Linked DNA regions of Homo sapiens: region 2 is linked to region 1. Evidence: chromatin loops called from intact Hi-C (ENCODE). Cell type or tissue: HCT116. All regions are shown on one strand. Each heading gives the region's core, and the rest is flanking DNA. Links, peaks and the distances in the headings are about the cores only. Region 1 holds the start of LOC124904833 (small nucleolar RNA U13). Region 2 overlaps KYAT3 (kynurenine aminotransferase 3).

The links. Hi-C counts contacts between places; a loop is a spot of excess contacts. Peaks named below come from ENCODE experiments on the same cell type or tissue, not always from the same donor. Only the 100,000 strongest peaks of a DNase experiment are listed, where the experiment ranks them.
Region 2: a loop joins it to region 1, with 4 times the contacts of the local background. A loop is called at or near these places in 3 of 110 quality-filtered maps.

Annotation. Positions count from the first base shown.
Region 1 is chr1:89,758,414-89,769,369 of GRCh38, forward strand. It overlaps LOC107985743 (a long non-coding RNA gene), which reads left to right. Exons shown (of 3, transcript XR_002958333.2): 3 at 444-525. LOC124904833 (small nucleolar RNA U13) reads right to left here and starts at 9,905; the gene lies at 9,799-9,905. RefSeq lists an enhancer at 4,321-4,821. In HCT116, for the core only: a CTCF peak has its summit at 4,720 (motif pointing left); a DNase peak (open chromatin) is centred at 4,708.
Region 2 is chr1:88,966,913-88,978,134 of GRCh38, forward strand. KYAT3 (kynurenine aminotransferase 3) reads right to left here. Exons shown (of 14, transcript NM_001008661.3): 3 at 2,497-2,555; 4 at 1,758-1,902. Among named protein-coding and RNA genes, the nearest start is that of KYAT3, 20 kb to the right of the region's middle. In HCT116, for the core only: a CTCF peak has its summit at 6,810 (motif pointing right); a DNase peak (open chromatin) is centred at 6,799.

The DNA.
Region 1 (10,956 bases), core at 1,445-9,444:
CACCCTTGTCATCTTTGGGTTCCAGCACTCAGGCCCTGGATATGCCTCTCACCAGAAGTGAACACTTGGTGGGGGCTGCAATAGACCCAATGAACACATCAGCTGCAGTTTGCATCTAAAAGAAATGATTCCAATGTAACATGACAGGGGACATATGAGACGATGAGTAAACAATAGAGAATAAAAATAATGGAGGAAGAGTTGAGGAAAAGGTCTCCTTTGGGCTAGGATAAAGTCATTTCCTTAGCCAGATCTAAGGGTTTAACTCTTAATTTGGAGGCACCAAGAAGTTACAACACAGTGCTACTTGAAGCTTATTTTATAGATAACATACTTAACTGTTAACAGATTCAGTTAGCTGTTTACAGTTTAGTTAACTGGATATAGTTCTCAACCCACATGGGGTCAGTCATTTTCAACAAATCTTTTTATTTTCTCTATAGAATTCAGAGTTCAAGAGCTCCTTAAAGGATACACAAAACTGTCATCAGTAGTTAAGATTTCGGTGGTCTGGGGGTGAATTCCAGGTAAGTAGTCCCTCTTATCAAATGTCTCTTTAACAATGCTTGCAGCTATCTTGATGTGACAACCATCACAAAAGCAAATATTAATCAGATCACTAAAGGGACACAAATAACCGACACTAGCCAAGAAAGAATTCAAATATATTTTTGAACTAGTTTGGGGCCAACTTTTGTGTGAGAAGAGGAATTGAGTTCACTTCATCTGGTGTTAACTGAAATAAGAGTTAATGTGCCAAATATCTTCATCAGTGACTAAAACTAAGACCACAGATTAGAGTGCCAAAGGGTGTAACTAGAAGGAAGTGTCAGCATTGCAGAAAAGAATGCAAAACCAGGAGGATCTCATGTGAAGGGCTGGCTGCCTAATGGATAAGAAATATGGCCAGAACACAAGGAAGGAGACTGGCGAGTAATAAAGCTGAATTTAAAGGCTCTCAACAAAGCCACCTTCTCTTGCAGGATTACCACTCCTCCTGCTGCTCTCAGGACAATTCCTGAGCGCGCTGGTGAGAGGCTATGTTCAATCATCCCCAGGGTCCTTCAGCTCTTCCTTCCCTGTTGAAGTAGAAATGAAGATCAATTTTACTTAAGTAAACATTTGGTTCTCACAGCCATAAGAGAGAAAGTTCGGTTCTCAGAGAAGTACGTACAACTTACTTCTCTTAAGACAGCTCCGTTTTCCTAAAGACAGTTTATGAACCCCCAAGAACCTACAATGTTCCCTGGAGCCAGTTTAAAGTGTTGAGTCCTCTCTGGTTCTAGGATTCTAGAAGGATCAAAGTTTATTAACAAATCATATAGCAACTACGACTGCCCAACTTTTCCACACAGTTTCTTCTCCGTAACCAGATCATGTTAATGTAATTACTATCAAAATTTAAATAAGTTTTTTTCATAGACATAGACAAGCTTACTCTAAAATTTATATGGAAAGGGAAAGACCCAAGAATTGCAAAAAACAAAAAAAAAAAAAAAAAAAAAAAAACTTTAAAAACAAGAATAAAGTGGGAAGAATCACGCTTCCAAATGTTAAGGCCCTATATATAAGTGCTGTATCCAAACAGTATGGTATTGGTAGAGGGAACAGGCAAAGCAATCAATCAGTGGAACAGAATAGAGAACACAGATATAGACCCACTCAAAATTCCCATTAATTTTAGACAAAGAAGTAAAAGCAATGCAATAGAGGAGAAACAGCCTTTTCAATAAATGGTGCTGGAGCAATTGGACCTAAACCAATACCAAAATTAACTCAAAATGGATAATTGACTAAAACATAAACATACAACTATATAAGAGAAAAATCTTTGGGGTGTAGGACTAAGCAAAGTTCTTAGACTTGACACCAAAAGCATGAGCCATAAGAAGAAAAATTTATAAATTGGATCTCATCAAAATTAAAAACTTCTGTGAAAGACCTTGGACAAAGGATCAAAAGACAAATTACAGACAGGAAGAAAATATTTAGAAATTACATCTCTAAGAAAGGTCTTGAGTCTAAAATATATAAATAACTCTCAAAATTAAGAAAAGGACTGCTTTTGTTTGAATGTTTGTGTCTCTCCAAAACTCATATGTTGAGATCTAAACCCCAAGGTGATGGTATTAAGAGGTGGGACCTTTGGGAGGTGATTAGGTCATGAAATGGAGGGCTCATGAGTGAGAACAGTGCCCTTATAAAGGAGCCCAAGGGAGCTTATCTTCCCTTTTCACTTAGTGAGGACGCAGGGGAAAAGAACTGTTCTAGGAAACAGGAAGTGAGCACTCACCAGAAACCAAATCCAATCTTGGACTTCCAGCCTCCAGAACTGTGAGAATTAAATTGCTGTTGTTTATAAGTCATCCAGTTTACAGTGTTTTGTTATAGCAGCCTGAGCAAGCCAGACAAGGGCCCAAGGCCTCCATCAGCACCACGTTTTATGATATGTGTTCTGTGAACCATCTGACTTCGGATCTTAGAGGAGGAGGTAGCAGAGGGATTGGTAAAATGCCGATTCCCATGGACTGCTCCAGAAATTCTGATTCCATAGATTTGGGCAGGACCTGAGAAATCTGCATTTAAAACAAACTCCTTGAGAGACTTTTTTTATTATTATTAAAGTTTGAGAACTCCCACCATGGCCCAATCTACCAAATTATAAAGGAAGAGCATGCTGGGCATGGTGGCTCATGCCTGTAATCCCAGCACTTTAGGAGGCTGAGGCGGGTAGATCACTTGAGATCAGGAGTTCGAGACCAGCCTGGCCAACATCGTGAAACCCCATCTCTACTAATAATACAAAAATTAGCTGGGTGTGGTGGTACGCGCCTATAATCCCAGCTGCTTGGGAAGCTGAGGCAGGAGAATTGCTTGAACCCAGGAGGCAGAGCTTGCAGTGAGCTGAGATCGCACCACTGCACTCCAGCCTGGGCAACAGAGTGAGAGTCCATCTCAAACAAACAAACAAAAAAGAAGAGCAGCATTAGAAAGAAAACCTGTACTGGGACAGTTGTGCCCTAAAGGGGCAAGCAAAAAGAAAGGGAATAAAGACTAGCAACAACCCAGAAGTGCTGTGAACAACAGTTTCTAAGAAGTGACCATTCTCTGTATTTATTAGGATGTGAAAGAAATGAAGTTCCCTCTCTCACACACACATTCGAGAATACAAGTCTGAGGAGAACCTGCTCTGGGTGAAGAATTTTTTTTATAATTCTCATATTCATGCTCAAGGAGCATGCACTCCTAGGCATATATTCACAAGGGGCTATGAGAGCCCTGGAGAGACCAGGTACTCTGAGGGTAGGACACATACTTTAGCAACTTGGGGGACACATTCTCAAGCTGAAATGGTGTCTCTGGAGCCCATACGAGTTGTGCCTGTGGGGGCCCCACAGACAGGGACCCTTGGCATTGCTGATAATTGAAGGGTCTGCCACAGAGGTCTCTAACATGACTTTCTACCACCATCTTTCCTGCTCACTTGCACATCAATAGACACACAGGTATATTGAGCAGCAGCTCTTCCTCACCTTGTCATCAAACAGTCTGTTTCTGCCTTCACCATTTTGCATCTGACCTTTCACAGGTAGCAAGAGAAGAGTCTAAGGAGCAGCAGGCAACGTGCTGAAGTGCAGAGCCAGGTCAAGGCTGGGTTTGTCTGAGCAGCTGGTGAGTAAGAGAGCTGTGACCAGGGCTCTGAGAAATATGGACAGGGGCCAGCCTGACAAAGACAACAAAGAACTGCCCAGGGGAAGGTGAAGAAGGTAACTGTCAACCCTTCAAAAAGTGAAATGGCGTTAGTAAGATGAAGGCCAGCCCATAAGAGATGCCAGCCAAGATGGAATAATGCGCAGATTTTCATCTAAGGGTGGGAATGACCTGTCGGCCTGATCCAGGCACACTGGCTTCTGAGATTCCCTTCCTAGCCCTGCCCACACACCCCCCACCCGACGCCCTTTCCCCAGCCTAGGTCCCTGAGTTTCTCATTCGTTGCTCACTTGTGTCTATTGTATGTCTTCTTCGTCAAAATCGAGCAGGGACTAATTAGCGGTGAAAGCAGAGACTCCAGCTCATTTCCGTTCACCTCATTATTTGTTTCTCTTTTGGGCTGAAGCCAAACAACAATCAAACATTAACATTCCCCCTGCAGAGCGGGCACACGGACACATGGGAGCATGTTACACACACCACACCCTCACAGCGTGCACACATGCACATGCACACACACACACCTGCTCCACTGCTATTCGGCTGTGCGAGGTCTCTGCGGCCCCGCTGTCTCCGGGCATCTAGGGTAACATCTCTTTCCATTTCAGACCTGGGACTGGTCTGAAACTGTATAATGGAATGGCCCTGGGCAAGCAGGGAAAGGACGTTGGGAATTTCCGGAAGCACAATCCCCCTGGCCAGCACTGGTGTTAATTAAGGGCGCTGCTGGTGTTTTGCAGGCAGCTGTTTCCTCCTCCGGCCCTCCTGTTCCCCGGGCCGCCTGGGCACCGGCGCCTGCACTCTGGCATTCATTGCTCTACCGTAAGCCTTGTTTCTAGCCGTTTTCAATCAAGTGGGAGACTGTCCAAATTTCCGTCTCAATGAAAATCAACTGTTCTAAATCTAAGCTCCCATTAAGCGTTCCAGGGGCTGGCCTGACTTGGAATTTAAGCAGCAGCGCAGCCCTCCCTGGAGTGAGCGGCGGCCGGGGCTCCAGATAAGGCGGGCCTGCCTCCTAGTGGCCAAGGTGCTGCAGGGCAGCTCTGAGGGCTGGAGGGCTGCGCAGCCGCCACCCGAGGACACGGGGAGGAGGCACAGTAAGAGAATCCTTAGAGCCTAACGCCCCCTTCTCCGTCGCTCTCGAGCCGCTCCAGTCCCCAAGTCCCATCCCCTTTCCTTCCCCGACATCTCTCCTCGTTGCCTCACTCTGGCTCCGTCGAACTGCAGTGGTCTGTTAGCTGGACTCTATCTCCAGCTTCTGTATCGAATCCATGCACCTCGCTGCCAATTCGTCTTCCGGACGCTCGTTGTCAGTCCTCTGTGATCTCTAATTAAGGCTCTGCTGAGTCTCCTCTTTATCTATAGGGAGAATCCTCAAGCGGGGAGACACACCCTTCCTGCAGAGGCGTATCGCCAGCCACGACAAGGCGAGCCGCGTTTCTCCCCACACTCCCCAAAAAGGCGATGACCCTCCCCAGGCCGCGCTCACGCTGAACCCCTGTTGCTGAGCTGCAGTTCCTGGAGGTGTCCTGTCCTCAAATGTGGGGATGCGGGGAAAAGATTAAGAAGGTAAAAGTTCAAACCAGGCAAAAGTTCAAACCTCTTGGCACTCCACAATGTGGCCTCAAGCTTCCCTTCTAGCTTTAGTGCTAGAGTAGAATGAAATGAAGGGTTGGAATGCCAGGTGTGCTACGTTTTAGTCATGGAACTGTATGAAAGGTTCTAAATTCTAAATGTCTTTACAGGGTTGTCATGGAGACTAAAAGAGGTCGCCGGAGTATCAAATTTAGCACAATGCTTGCCACATAGTGAATGTTCAATAAATGGCAGCTGTCATTTTCCTTCCCCCGTTAGAAAGACAACTGGTTTGCTCACAGTTCTGATACCGGCCTTGAACTGAACTTTCCATCTCTGCACCTCGGCTTTTGACACCCTATTTGCCTGGAGCGTCCACTATCACCACTTTGGTTAAAGCTACTGTCACCTCCTGCAATAGACTAATTCATCTCCCTGCTCCTGCCCACAGTTATTTTTAATCTAGCCACCAGAATTTTTTTAAGTGTAAATCAGATTATGTCACTCATCTGCTCAAACCCCTATTGTAGCTCCCTATTTCACTCGGTGTAAAAGCCAAAGCACTCACCATGTCCTGGAGGCCCTACATGATCTGGCTCTTTTCCCCCTTCATGTTATTTCCCATACCTTTCTCCCTTGTTCACTCTGTTTCTTCCACAATGACCAATTGCTTTTGCTGGAAAGCACCAGCAATTTATTAATAGCCTTTGTGTTGGCTTTTCCCTCTACCTAGAATATTTTCCTCACATACCTGCATAGCTCTTTCGCTTACTTTTTCATGACTTTGTTCAGTTGTCACCTTCAAAAAAAAAAAAAAAAAAAAAAAGCCAGCCAGGCATGGCGGCTCATACCTGTAATCTCAGCACTTTGAGAGGTGAAGGCAGCAGACAGCTTGGGCCCAGGAGTTCCAGACCAGCCTGGGCAACACGGCAAAACCCCATCTCTACAAAAAATACAAAATATATTTTTCGTAGAGGACGGTGGCACACACCTATAGTCCTAGCTACTTGGGAGGCAGGAGGACTGCTTGAGCCTGGGAGGTTGAGGCTGCAGTGTGAGCCATGATCATGCCACTGCACTCCAGCCTGGGCAACAGAGCAAGACCCTGTCAAAAAAACAAATAAATAAAAGCCAATCCTGACCACATATTTAAAATTTCAAACTGCTCTACTTTCCCCCAGTACTTCCAATCCCCTTTATCTTGCCCAACTTCTCCTTTTCCATAGCACATACCATATTCCTTACTACCTTCTAAAATAATATATATAACAAAGCCAACCATTGGCAAATAAATCTCTCATAATTTGCTGATGGGAGTGTAACTTGGTACAACTACTTTGGAAATCTTTTAGAGAGTATCTACTAAAGCTAAAAATACTTTATTTTACTCTTGTATATAAATCCAACAAATTGCAAATCCAACAAAAAGGAGTACTTTTTGTCAGATTTATTTTGGTCGGTTCTGTAAATATAATATGTTATATAATATATAATAAGATATATACTTATATATTAGTCACCTACTCATATAGCTATATAATCATATAATTTATGATCTAATCATATCACATATAATAATCTTAATTACTTTAATCATTTCACTAAACTAGGAACAACCCAAATGTCAATCTACAGTAAAATGAATAAATTTTGATTTTTTTCAAACAATAAGTACACAGCACTAAAAAATAAGTTATTCATGGTATTCATTAACAACATGAATGAGTCCAGAATCTAATATTGAGCAAGAGAAGTTGGAAACCAAAAAGTACCTCCTATATGATTTAATTGATTTGAAGTTCAAGAAAGGCAAGACTTCAATGATAGAAGTCAGAATAGAGCTACTTATTTCTCTAATTGGGATATAACCTAATCTTTCTGAAAACAGGGAGAATATTCATCTTGCAGGACTGCTGTGAAAATTGCAGATAATATATATCTAACATCTAGTACCAAGTTCCTAGCACAGAATATTTGCTAACGAAATTATTGTTTGTATTCATGTGTGTTCTTAATTCATGTTAGTTTGATAATTGCTAAGTAAAAAGATAGTTTTACTCAACCCAAAGGTTCTGGTTGCATCTGCCATTTGTTGCCACCCAATAGCCATATCCCTTTTATTCCTTACTAATAAAATCCATATTCTTTCTCAGGACAGCTATGTGCCCAGTCCTGAAAGATAAAGCATGACAAGTCTAAGCCAATCAACAAACTCTCATACCCTTTTGCCAGATATTCACTTTCCCAACTCCTCCTTGCAGCTAGGGGTGCCCATGTGCCCAGTTTTGGCCAATGAGATTTAAAGAGCAATTCTGATAGGTAATTGCTTAGGAAAGATTTCTCCTCTTTACTGAAAAGAGATAGACACACACTATCTAGCTGCCTCCTGTTTTCTGCCTTTGAACAAATGATTCCCAGAGCTGTGACAATCATATTTTTACCTTAAGAATCGTAAAGATAGTGACAGAGTCCTAAAATAACAGAGTTATCAGTCACCTACCTTCAGACTTTTTGTTCTAAGAGTTAATTATCTTTATTATTTAAGCCACCATTAGTTAACTATTATGTTACATGTAGCTGAAATCATTCCTAACTGTGACTGTTCCCTTATAAATTACTAGTGTACAAAAGAGAATCATAAACTGATAAGACATCTTACTGGGCTCTCTTTAATTTTCCCAGTGTCTTCATGGTCCTTTTTTCGTAAGTCTCTTCCTTACCCGTTTACTAAAATGTCATTTTCTAGTCAAACATCTTTCAATGGCATATGAACTCACTAATAAGACCAATAACTTTCCAAAGGCCTTTAGGGCTAAGACATACATTTAAAACTCAGGGAAATTCTACACCGTTGCTGACTCCTGTTGGAGGTTGACCAACTGCTAAACTCTGACAGTAACACATATTAACCTGCATTTGCCCACAAGCACACCAGTGTGCCAATTCTGTAAATGTAAATACACTGTGAGCAGGTGGTCCATCCAAGCAGGGCTCATTCCTGGTTGGCAAGGCAAATTACTATGATGTTAATGAAGTTCTAGGACCCCTCCCTTTCATGAGCCCTTTTCATGCTTGGGGCCCGAGAAATGTGTTCCCATAGTCATAAGCTTTTGTAAAACTTGGGAGCTATGTTAACTACAATCGGTTAAGACCTCTGTCTCTTTCCTCTCCAGCTTACCCTCTGTTACACTTGCTCTTCTGTAGGGTGGTCTTTTTGTTTGTTTGTTTTGGAGACGGAGTCTCGCTCTGTCACCCAAGCTGGCATGCAGTGTCATGATCTCAGCTCACGGCAACCTCCGCCTCCGGGTTTCAAGTGATTCCCCTGCTTCAGCCTCCCAAGTAGCTGGAATTACAGGCACGCACCACCACACCCAGTTAATTTTTTTTGTTATTATATTTTTAGTAGAAACGGGGTTTCCCCATGTTGGCCACGCTGTTCTCAAACTTCTGACCTCAGGTGATCCGCCTTCCTTGGCCCTCCAAAGTGTTGGGATTACAGGCATGAGCCACTGCGCCTGGCCAAGGGTGATCTTAAAGAGGCAAGGGGTGATTGGATTCAGCTAAGGGGAAGCTGACTTGAAAAGGCATAGAGTTTGGGTTAAGAAGATTATTTTTATGTGGTTCACTTCCATATCTAAGTTATTGTTAGCTATCGTGGTGCAGGAATGGCTTCCAGCAATATTTCCAATGCTCCTTTGCTGCTCAGCCAATATCTGACAGACAGGTGCAATGCTAGAGGTCATATTGTGATTTGAATGTAACCTATTGCACTTGGCATTGGAAGTCTGTAGGTAATCACGTAGACAAAGTTTTCAAAAGTATGAACCCAGAAGCTAGCCTGTGGAAAATTCTGCCAATCTTCAGTTATGTAAAAGTCTGAGCAGAGGATTTAATTCTCAAAGACGCCTGATCAAAATGGAAGTTCTGTCCTGTTGAGAATATACATGATAAGCAGTGTATGCAATTATAAACCCAATATTTTTTATTTTTTGAGGTAAATCACACAAAATAGAATTTATCAGAAATCCTGTGATTGTAGGACACAGACCAGTGCCAGGTTCACAATGACTGTGCCTGTTTGTTTAGTCATGTATTTTATGCATCCCAACATGTTGGATCACATCGCATCCTAAAGACAAAGAGCAGCTTTAGACAAAAGAGAATGAAAAAGTATTCATCAATGAATCACAACAACCTAAAGAAACATTCCAATGATAAAATCACCACACATATTTATAAAATAAGTCCATGTACATAGTATAAGAATAATGACAAGTAGGTAGCTTAATGCAATGATGTTTAAAATCTATTTTACTTACTCTTCTATATACCTTAATTTCATGTAGCTTTGTGTATTTATTCAGAATTATTGATTATATTAAAATTCAAAAGAATTATAAAGGTATATATAAGGTAATTCATTAATAAAAGAATTGCATAATTTGTCCTGGACTTTTGATGTTTGTGGTATATTTGTCAACATTTTATTCTTTTTTAATTTTTTTTCTTTCATGACAGACAGGGTATGTGCGGATGTTGTAACAGGGTTTGAATGAAGCACGTCTCACACACCTCACATGTGAGAACCCAATCATCACATTTATGAACTACAAAAGGATTGGCATTTTAAAATTTGTAATTTGTGGATTTTTCTCATTCCAAGTAAATAGTTGTTTACATACCCAATTTTTTATCTTTGTTTTTGTTTTAATTTTTTATTTCTTTTTTTATTTTTTATTTTTTCTATTTATTTTTTCTATTTTCTACAACCAATTTTTTATTCCTAACTTTGCGTTCTTTTTCTTAAAGAAAGCCTCTGCCAAATTGTGTAAGCTCCTACACAACGCATAACTACCCCTGGTGATCAGGCAACAGTCACAATCAGTGAAGGCTCCAAATGATATTTACCAGTTTGGTTACTTTGGAAGTACTTTCAACGTCAGGCTTTAAAAGGGCAAGAATATTAACTGAGAAGAATTGAAGCTACTTTATTGAATGCCCTACATGGTTTGTTAAGTGAACATAACCTAATATTAAAATAGAACGCTTCTCACCTCAGAAGCGTCAGTCCAGAGGGACTGACATTGTGGCTCTCAGGTACCAATGTGCGCATGGGACAGAACACCATAAGAGTAATCTAAAACAAAACAAACCCTGATGTTTGGGTTTGGTTGCAAATTTTAAGGTCATTTATCCAAGGGCTTCTTTCTCTCTTCAAGAATAGAAAAGATTTTTTGGAGAGTAAGAAGAAAGAAGAAAGATTCTAGTGAGAAGGATTTTTTGGAAAAGTTTTTGCTGTAAGCCTGAAGTCCTGTATCTCAAGAGGAAATAAGGGGTGAGGGGACACCTGAACCTCCCTCAGGTTTTGAGGGCCTTCAACACGGCCATTCTGAGAGTCTAATATGTGTCACCTGAAGTTTGAAAGACCGTGAGCTGAGGGCTGATTTCTGCCCCAGAAAATGTGCAGAGTAAGAGAGAAGCTGGCCAGTTGTGTTGAGGATGATGAAGCCAAAGCAAGTAGCTGCTACACCTGGGAAATTCCCGCAACCCCAAGGCCCTGCCGTGGAAGGACACGGCATGTTACCCCAATGCAGGACAGGATAGAGGACCAGCAATCCTGAGGCTGTGTTAGGCTCTATCAGACAGGACCTCCTAGAAGGGGCAATGGGA
Region 2 (11,222 bases), core at 2,256-10,255, 790 kb before region 1:
CAGATGCATTTTCTATATATACTACATAAGATGATCTTTTTTTTCTGATAATATAGCATAATTGCAATGATTAATTTTTGGATATTAAAACTAATCCTGCATTCCTATGGTAAACCTTACTTGGTCAGGATGTATTACTTTTTATATCTTTATACACACAGGCACACACACATGCACACACACATATCTGGATTTGATTTGCTAAAATTTCATAATCTTTGTTTCTATGTTCATGAGAGATATTGAACTGGAGTTTTCTTTATTTCTTTCGCTGGCATTTTTTAAATCAGTTTTTGTATCAGGGTAATGCTGAAACTAATTTTATGAGACCAGCATTACCCTGATACAAAACCCCTGATTAAAAGTTCAGACAAAACCATTAGGCATTTCTTTATTTTTCAAATTACAAAAATTGTTGATCAATAAGTAAAAGTTTTTCATCCTGCTCCACTTTCTGAATAAATGTGTGCAGAACTGGTATTATTAGGTTTGTGCAAAAGTAATTGCGGTTTTTGTCATTAAAATTAATGGCAAAACCGCAATTACTTTTGCACTGACCTAATAGTTCTTCCTTAAATACTTGATAGAATTCACTAATAAGCCATCTAGGTATTGAGGTTTGTTTGCAGGAAGACTTTAATTACAAATTCATTTTCTTTCATTGACATAGGGCTAGTTGCATTTTTCATCTCTCCTTGTGTCAGTTTTGGTAATTTGTATCTTTTAAATAATCTGTTCATTTCATCCAAGTTGTCAATGTACTGACATAAAATTATCCATAATATTATCCTATTATTGCTTTCATGTTTGTATGATCAGTAATGATATTCCTTCTTTCATTCTTCATATGGTACTTTGAGTTTTTTCTTTTTTATTGGTCAATCTAGCTAAAACTTTTACTTATTGATCTTTTCAAAGAACCAGCTTTTGGTTTCATTAATTTTCTCTATTGTTGGTTTGTTTCTAGCCTTTCATTATGGATTTGTATAGGCTGGGGAGTGAGTTATGTTGAGTAGGTCTGAGATGGGGGTCTGTAGGGTGGGCCAGGGAGTGAGATCTATGAAGAGCAGGGATTCTCACCAGTGTCAAACCCTGTGACACAGGTAAGTTTCACTGCTTTTCCCTGTGCTATTCCCAAAGCAAAACCCTTCTATGGATTTTTATAGTTAGACCACTATAGAAGACAAAAAACAGGCTTCCTCCTATACCATTCCCCTCCCCATTTCCCACAATATCATAAAAGGAAAAGACAAGTGGTCAGACATATGATAATTGTATGGCTTTTGGCACAACAGATACAAGTCTACAGTTCAAAGGTACGTCTGATCTAGAAAATCTTTGGCTATCCTAGGCATTTCATTACAGAAGGATGGGAGTGAGCTGGCACAAGGAGGAAAAACGTAGCTAGTTGGATATATTAAATAAAGGGTCAGTGCTCAGGCTGCATAAATGTTGATGAGATAGAAAAGACATGTCTCAAGAGAATGTTGTTCCTTATCGTGTTGCCATAGGATCCTATCTTGGAGCAACAGTAAAGTAAGGGCCAAAAGAAAGAAAAGTGTAGAGGGGCTGGAAGTAGGCGAAGGCTCATCTCAGGACATAGGGCAAGGGCAGAAGTTTCTGTGGTTGCTAGGATGGGACAGCTGGTCCCAGAAAGTCACTTATATATGAATGACAGAAGGGCACATGCACACACACAGACACACACCCCAGTATAAAATAAAAGCTCATGGCCCATATGGTCTTGATATACTTACAAAGCCTCGTGTATACTGATTCAGGCTATCGATTGCTGCAATCTTTGATAATTCTTCTTTTACATATGTAGGAGGGGATATATCTGGAAAGCCTTGGCCAAGATTCACAACAGAAGGGTCTGCAGCCAATTTGGTAAATTCAATCCTAAGATTGAAAAAAATACTAATATTAATAAGTTCTACAATTATAAAGTTCGCTTTTTTATATCTTATAGTCTTACCACAAAACAGACAAATAAGACCCTAGTTTAGTCCTATAGGTTTTAAAAAATGAGTTTCCAACAAAAATTTACCAACCACAAATCAGTTTACCAAATAGAATGATGGCTGAATTTATGAACCCAATGTCCCTTACAAACCTCAGTTTCACGCTACCCATATTTTAACCACATATATATATTTTCTCAACAATTCCAGCTGCTGCTAAGTTCTTTCATCAACTATTAGAGAACAGAACTAATAAGAAAAGTTCCTGGATTGGAGGTTAAGTTCCATGAGGGCATTAACATTTGTCCTTTTCTCTGCCATATGTCCAGTGTCCAGCAAAGGGCATGGCACATGTGCCAAATGAACAATTCAGTATATGGATTGCTAACTTCCTTCCATTTTCATTTAATGGATGAATTAAATGAGGACCTTTATTTATAGACCATGGATGAGGCAAAAAAAACTCCCATCTAAAGATACGAAAATATGTAGGAAACCCTCACTAAATTATTATTTATTTTAAGATACTCACCACACATTACTATCAAGTCCTTCAATCCGTTTTGCATTTGTGAATTTCAGTGACATTTTCTGAAATATATAAATATTGAAAAGGAATTGCCTTAGTCAAAATTTTAAAAGCCAGTAAATCATGGGTCACTCTTCTTCCTTTTCCCTACTGTTACCATGTAAATAGTAGTTCCATAAAGATAAATCTTAGACTCCAACACAAAATTCTGAAGAGGAATTCATCTCCCACCTACTACTGAAGGAATGCCTTTTTTTTTTTTCTCAGACGTGGTTGCCCAGGCTGGAATGCAGTGGTGTGATCATGGCTCACTGCAGCTTCAACTATCCAGGCTCAAGTGATCCTCCTGCCTCAGTCTCCTGAGCAGGTGGGACTATAGGCATATCCTACTGTGCCAAACTATTTTTTTTGTTGTTGTTTGTTTGTATATTTTATAGAGACAGGGTCTTGTGGTGTTGCCCAGGTTGGTCTCAAACTCCTGGCCTCAAGGGATCCTCCTACCTTGGCCTCTCAAAGTTTGGGATTACAGGTGTGAGCTACCATGCTTGGCTGGAAGGAATGCTTTTTCAAATGAAATTTAGATGTTCATCTTCTCACCTAAGGACAAAAAGTATCATCCTACCCTAGAAAGCTAATCTGTTTTAAGGCTTGTAATGTAGTAAAGAGAACAATAATAATATTTAAAAAGTTAGTTTCAAAAAATATCTTAAGCCATGCTCTGAACATCATTTTAGGTAAGATGTACTAAGAGTTTCACAAGTAAGTTCCTTGTATGACATACAGGAAAGACTCAACAAATGGTTTTAAAGCTACTCAGTAAGGGGTTCCATAATTATTGCTAACATTATTGAGTACTGAGTATGTCCTAGGTACTGTTCTAAGTGCTTTACATAATGAACTCATTATTACTGTATGTTTACAAAAATATGTAGTAGTTCTATTACATAGTTAGAACTATGAGGTACAGAGGTACGGAGAGGTTAAGATCACACAACTTTTCACATCTGCTCAAGTTTATGAAAGCTAGTAACATTTAAACCCAAACAGGTTCAACTCAGGATCTGAACCCAGACAGTCTGACTCCAGAATCCATACTCAGAACTATTATATAATTTTATACTGTGTTTTATATAATAAGACCTTCTAAAAATATTACTAGAATGCTGCCTCTTAAAAGTATATTATAAATTTAGGATAAGCCTACTAATACCAAGCAAGCTAAGGCTGTAGTAGAAAAATAGGAATTAAAATTATCACATAGCATACAATTTTTTAGTTCTTTAGATTCTAAAATTGAGTTTTATACTATCTCCCAAAAGTATTGAATTAGCTTTGAGTTCATTGTTAACAAGCTGGTAGAAATAAAAAAATGATTGACAGCATTTTTGCAGAGAATTTTCTAATGGAATATTAATGTAATTTTAATTCAATCTGGGAAGATAACGATAATGGTTATTAAATAGACCATTGTTCTCATTCTATTCTAAATAATGGGACCAAGAAAAATACCTTTTTTAGTGTCATATTTTGTCTTTGAAACTCCAGTGAAGTAAATCACATGAAAATTCTCCAGAGGTTAAAAAGCTTGCTGGAATAGCATTATAATTACCCACCTGAACATGATGCCATTCTAGAGACAACAGTTGTACAACTACCAAGTTCTAGCATGATAGGTTGAAATATCTATCTTAACAAATGCTCTTGTCTATCTCTAACACAATGTTTAAAGCTTAATTCATTCAGTAGAGACCACAAACACAAAGGATGATTTATACATAAAAAAGTGAGTTTGATGTGCTGTAGATAATTTAGACACAAAATCCAACTTTAAATTATTTAGATAATTGAGGTTGAAATGCACTTTCAGGTTTAATTTTCTTTAAAATTTGTTTCTAGACTGGCCTCTTCTCTCATTGTTCTTCCTGCTTCCTCTTCCCTCCCAATTCTATGCCACACCCATTCTAATTTTTCAAATAGTCTATGTTCTCTCTCATTTCAGTAGTTTCATGTGTGATCTTTCCTATGCCCAAATGCTCTTTCTATACCAATGTTTCTCAATGTTTTTTTTTATTATTGCCCACCTAAGGAGACCTTCTTAGAAATTCTTTCCTAGTCATCTTCCCTCCCCTCAATTAAATATTAAGAGGAATACAATTTTGTCACATAGGATTGAGCTTTGGATGGTGACAAAACAGTGTGATAGCTAAGATTTATCTTGTCTGCCAAGCACCCATTTTCTTCTCCTGGGGGAGATCATGCCCTTGTTGAGAGTGCATGTTCTCTACTCAGTCCAATTCCTGGTCCCCACCACCCTTCCTTGCACTTGGCTAACTCCTATTCCACTTGCCAAGTGCAGTTCTCAAATTCGACTTCATTCCCTCCCAAAAGCCTTCTTTGGTTCTACGAGTCAGGGTCAGGTGCTTCTCCTATGTGCTTCTATTAAATGCAGTACAGCAAGTCATCACTTAAAAGTGTCATATAGGTTCTTGGAAACTGCAGCTTTAAGCAAAATGATATACAGCATGACCAATTTTACCATAGGCTAATTGAGATAAATAAGAGTTCAGTTTCTACAGCATATTTCTGGTCACAAAATCACTACTATACTTCTAAATAAAGAATGAAACACTTCTAATATGAAACATTGAAATAAATGTGAGCTATACATACATTTATTTTAAGGAACTGGCTTATGTGTTTGTGAGGGCTGGCAAATCTGAAATCTGCAGAGCAGGTTGGAGACTCAGGGAAGAACGGATGCTGCAACTGGAGTCAGAAGAACTCCCTCTTCCTTGAGGACCTCAGTCTTTTCCTCTTAAGGTTTTCCACTGAATGAGGCCCACCCATATTATGGATGGTAATTGGCTTTACTGAAAGCCTACTGATTTAAACGTTAATCTCATCTAAAATACACCTTCACAGCAATACCTAGACTGATGTTTGGCAAATATCTGGGTACCAGGGCATAGCCAAGGTGACACCATCACAGTGTCCAACATATAGTTATGCCTAGCACATAGTTTCAAATAATTATCTGATGAATGAATTTTTTTAAAAAAACCTCACTCACATTACAGGGTGAACTTATGGTGTCAGTTAGCTCTATCAGTCAGCTAAAGTTCGTTTATGCTTCAGTGATAAATGACCCCAAAGTCTTGGTGGCCTAAAATCATAAAGGTTTTCTTGTTCATACTACATATCCACTGAGGTTCAGCTGCTGCCCTGGTCTGTGTCACTGTCATTCTGAGACATAGGCTGATGAAACAGCCTTCACCTGGAACACTGCCTGTTTCATGGCAGAGGGAAGAGGCTCTTAAAAGGTTCTGTTAGGATGTGCACACATCACTTCTTTTCATATTTTATTGGGCAGAGCAATTTCACAGCTAAGCTTCACATCAGTGGGGCAAGGAAATGTAACTGTCCAGCAGGGAACAGCAGCAAATAATTGTGAAAAACATGGTGGAAATGAAGTCTGGAGGTATAATGAGATACGTGGTTGCTATGGGTTGGACCATGCCCCCCTTAGTTTCATATGTTGAAGTCCTAACTCCCAGTTCCTCCGGATGTAATCTTATGTGGATATAGGGTTACTGCAGATGTAATTAGTTAAGATGAGGTCATTAGCGTGAACCCTAATCCAATATGACTGGTGGTCTTATAAAAAGGTGAGATCTGGACATATACATAGACCCTGTGTGAAGATGAAGGCACAGACTAAGGTGATGCTCCTACCAGCCAAGGAATGCAGAGATTTCCAGGCAATCACCAGATGATAGTGGGGGTGGGGTATAGAACAATCTTATTCACAGCTCTCAGAAGGAACTGGCCATGCTGATACTTATCTCAGACTTTTAGCCTCCCAAACAATGAGGGAATAAACTGCTGTTATTTAGTAAGCCACCTAGTTTGTAGTACTTTGTTAAGGCAACCTGAGGGAACTAACACACTGGTGAAAGTTTACAAGACACTATACAATGTTCGGAGTCACCAAGATTCTGCAGTAGATGCAAATGCTCACTGTCTAAGTAAGAACTACTTCCCAGAGCAGATCCAGTATCAGGTAATTAAAATCAACCTAGAATCCTACGGGGAATCAGGGCATGAGTCCCAGGCAAGTAAGGGAATGTCTATAAGGCTTGTATAACTTCTGGATCAGCTAACCCTGTGATATGACTTTGGCTACCAGGGTGATTAAAGGCCTATACTTCCATGTTATTAACGCAAAACTGCTAGTGAAATCAAAGGTAGCATCTTTTAACCTTACTTATGCTCACTTGAGGCTAATTTCTAGAACAATGAAGTTCTAGAAATTCACCACCAGGTGGCAAGCTTGACAAAGATAAGGAAAAGATTAAGTCTTTAAAAAAGTTTGGACAGATCGAAAAAAACTAATACTGTATGTTGAACCCATGATCTTAAGACCCTAGTCCATCAAAGTTTCAATTGTATATATTTTTAGGACTCTTCCCATAAGATCTGAGGCAGGTGAGATGGGACAGGTACAGAAAAAGTCTTCCTAAATGATGGGCTGAAGCTGGGAGAATTGAGGCTGTGGATATCTGTGTAGTATGGGCTGTGAATCAAGTCTTCATCCAGAGAAGTCAAGGTCACAGCCAAAAAGTTTAATATTAGTAACAATAATAATAACTGCAAGAAAAGGCCAGAAATAGGAAATGCAAAGCTCATGGATGGAGAGGTGAAAACAGAACCAGGCTTGGGAAACAGATGGATACCACACTTCGGGACCAGGAAAGAGCAGAAGTGGGCACCCTTTTCATGGGGGGCCTGGATGCTGGAGGGCCCAAATGTTACTGTCTTTTAGATCTATGAAGTGGGGATTTGTAGTTGCAATCATGTGTCATTTAAAAATATTTTTAATTGTCTCTTAACAAAGTACTGTATCTTAAGTATTTTATGAATTTTCTGAGTCATAAAAATTTCACTTTTAATTACAACGTATGTTTTTGGTTGTTTTTGTGCCATATTTTACTCATTCATTCCCCTGTTGCTGGGCATGTTATTTCAGTGTCTTGTTGTCTTGCAATGCATTTTGGTGTCTCTCTCTTTTTTTTTTTTTTTTTTTTTTTTGAGACAGAGTCTTGCTGTTGGCCAGGCCGTAGTGCAGTGGCATGATCTCGGCTCACTGCAACCTCTGCCTCTTGGGTTCAAGCGATTCCCCTGCCTCAGCCTGGGACTGAGAGATGAAGCCAGGTGGACTTCCTGGGTCGAGTGGGGACTTGGAGAACTTTTCTGTCTAGCTAGAGGATTATAAATGCACCAATCAGCGCTCTGTGTCTAGCTAAAGGATTGTAAATGCACCAATCAGCATTCAGTAAAAATGCACCAATCAGCGCTCTGGGTCTTGCTAAAGGATTGTAAACGCACCAAATCAGCACTCTGTGTCTAGCTAAAGGATTGTAAACACACCAATTAGCACTCTGTAAAATGGACCAATCAGCACTCTGTAAAATGGACCAATCGGTGCTCTGTAAAATGGACCAATCAGCAGGATGTGGGCAGGGCCAAATAAGGGAATAAAGGCCGGCCACGTGAGCCAGCAGGGGCAACCTGTCCGGGTCCCCTTCCGTGGTGTGGAAGCTTTGTTCTTTTCACACTTCATAATAAATCTTGCTGCTGCTCACTCTTTGGGTCCGCACCACCTTTAAGAGCTGTAACATTAACCCGAGGGTCTGTGGCTTCATTCTTGAAGTCAGCGAGACCACGAACCCACTGGAAGGAAGAAACTCTGGACACATCTGAAGGAACAAACTCCAGACACACCATCTTTAAGAGCTGTAACACTCACCACAAGGGTCTGTGGCTTCATTCTTGAAGCGAGCGAGACCAAGAACCCACAGGAAGGAATAAATTCCGGACACAGGACTACCGGCACGTGCCACCATGCCTGGCTAATTTTTTGTATTTTTAGGAGAGACTGGGTTTCACCACGTTAGCCAGGATGGTCTTGATCTCCTGACCTCGTGATCTGCCCACCTTGGCCTCCCAAAGTGCTGGGATTACAGGCATGAGCCACAGCGCCCAGCCCCACATTTCAGTGTTTCTACTGTGCATTTTAATTATATGGTCTCTGCTCTTTTCCCCTGCATTTTAAAGTTTCACGTGGAAGGTGAGTGCTGTATTGTAACAAAACTAATTATCACAAGAAGGATAATATCCTCAATATTATAGTCATCTGGTTCTATCAAACTAAACACATTTAACTTTTGATTTACTTTTATTGAAGCTTTACATTATATATACAACACAGAGTCATGTGCTGCATAAACACGTTTTGGTCAATGACAGATTGCATATATGACGGTAGTCCCATAAGACTATATGGAGCAGGCCGAGCATGGTGGCTCATGCCTGTAGTCTCAGCACTTTGGGAGGCTGGGGTGGGTGGACCACCTGAGGTCAGGAGTTCAAGACCATCCTGGCCAACATGGTAAAACCCCGTCTCTACTAAAAATACAAAAATGAGCTAAGCGTGGTGGCAAGTGCCTGTAGTCCCAGCTACTCAGGAAGCAGTGGCAGGAGAATCGTCTGACCCAGGAGGTGGAGGTTGCAGTGAGCCGGGATCATGCCACTGCATTCCAGCCTGGGTGACAGAGCGAGACTCCATCTCAAGAAAAAAAAAAGAGTATATGGAGGTAAAAATTTCTACTTGCAGCCAGGTGCAGTGGCTCACGCCTGTAATCCCAGCACTTTGGGAGGCTGAGGCAGGCGGATCACAAGGTCAGGAGTTCGAGACCAGCCTGGCCAATATGGTGAAACCCTGTCTCTAATAAAAATACAAAAATTAGCCGGGTGTGGTGGCATGCGCCTGTAGTCCCAGCTACTCCGGAGGCTGAGGCAGGAGAATTGCTTGCACCCGGGAGGCAGAGGTTGCAGTAAGCCGAGATCACGCCACTGCACCCCAGCCTGGGTAACAGAGGTAGACTCCATCTCAAAAAAAAAAAACAGTTCCTACTTGCCTAGTGGAGCCATTGTAGCTGTTGTAACATTGTGGCATGATGCATTAGTCACGTGTTTGTGGTGATGCTGGTATAAACCTATTGCAGTGCCAGTCATATAAAAGTCTAGAACATACAATTATGTACAGTACATAGTACTTGATATGATAACAAGCAACTATGTTACTGGTTTATGTATTTACTATACCATACCTTTTATTGTTATTTTAGAGTGTACCCTTACTTATTAAAAAAAAGTTGACTATAAAACAGCCTCAGGCATGTCCTTCAGGACATTCTGGAAGAAGACATTGTTATCATAGCAGATGACAGCTCCATGCATGTTATTGTCCCTGAAGACCTTCCAGTGGGACAAGACGTGGAGGTAGAACACAGTGATACTGATGATCCAGTTCATCGGTAGGTCTAGGCTAACGTATGTGTCTTAGTTTTTAACACAAAAAAGTAAAAAAAGAAAATTACTAAAAATAGAAAAAATTTATAGAATGACATAAAATATTTTTAAATATTTTGTATAGTTTGTGTGTTAAGTGTTATAGAAGAGTCAAAGATTAAACATTTAAAAAGTTTATAAGGTAAAAAGTTACAGTAGGTGAATTGTCTTCAATTTATTATTGAAGAAGAAAGGTTCTGTTCTGTTTTGTTTTTTTGAGACGGAGTCTCACTTCGTTGCCCAGGCTAGAGAGCAGTGGCACGATCTCGGCTTACCACAACCTCTGCCTCCCGGGTTCAAGCGATTCTCCTGCCTCAGCTTCCTGAGTAGCTGGGACTACAGGCACGTGCCACCATGCCCAGCTAAATTTTGTATTTAAAAAAAAATTGATTTTTATTTTTTTGAGACGACGTTTCGCTCTTGTTGCCCAGGTTGGAATGCAACGGCGCAATCTTGGCTCATTGCAACCTCCACCTCCCGGGTTCAAGTGATTCTCCTGTCTCAGCTTCCCGAGTAGCTGGGATTACAGGCACCTGCCACTATGCCCAGCTAATTTTTGTATTTTTAATAGAGATGGGGTTTCACCATGTTGGCCAGGCTGGTCTCGAACTCCTGACCTCAGGCGATCTGCCCTACTCGGCCTCCCAAAGTGCTGGGATTATAGGCGTGAGCCACTGTGCCCTTCCTTTATTTTTGTACTTTTAGTAGAGACGAGGTTTCACCATGTTGGCCAGGCTGGTTTTGAACTCCTGACCTCAGGTGATCCACCTGCCTCAGCCTCCCAAAGTGCTGGCATTATAGGCGTGAGCCACTGCACTTGGCAGAAAAAAGTTTTAATAAATTTAGTATAGCATAAGTATACAATGTTCATAAAGTCTATAGTAGTGTACAGTAATGTCCTAGGCCTTCACATTCACTCTACTCACTCACTGACCCACCCAGAGCAATCCTGCAAGCTCTATTCATGGAAAGTGCTCTACACAGGTGTACCATTTTCTTATCTCACTGCATTTTTACTGTACCTTTTCTATGTTTAGATATGCAAATACCATTATGTTACAGTTGCCTGTAGTATTAAGTACAGTAACATGCTGTATAGATTTGTAGCCTAGGAGCAATAGTCTATGCCATATAGCCTAGGTGTGTAGCAGGCTATATACCATCTAGGTTTGTGTAAGTGCACTCTATGATCACAGAATGTATCCCAGTTTTTAAGTGAAGCATAACTCTATTGTATATAGATATGTATGTATATAATATATACACATATGTATATATGTATATAATATACACATGTATGTATATGTTATGTATATTTT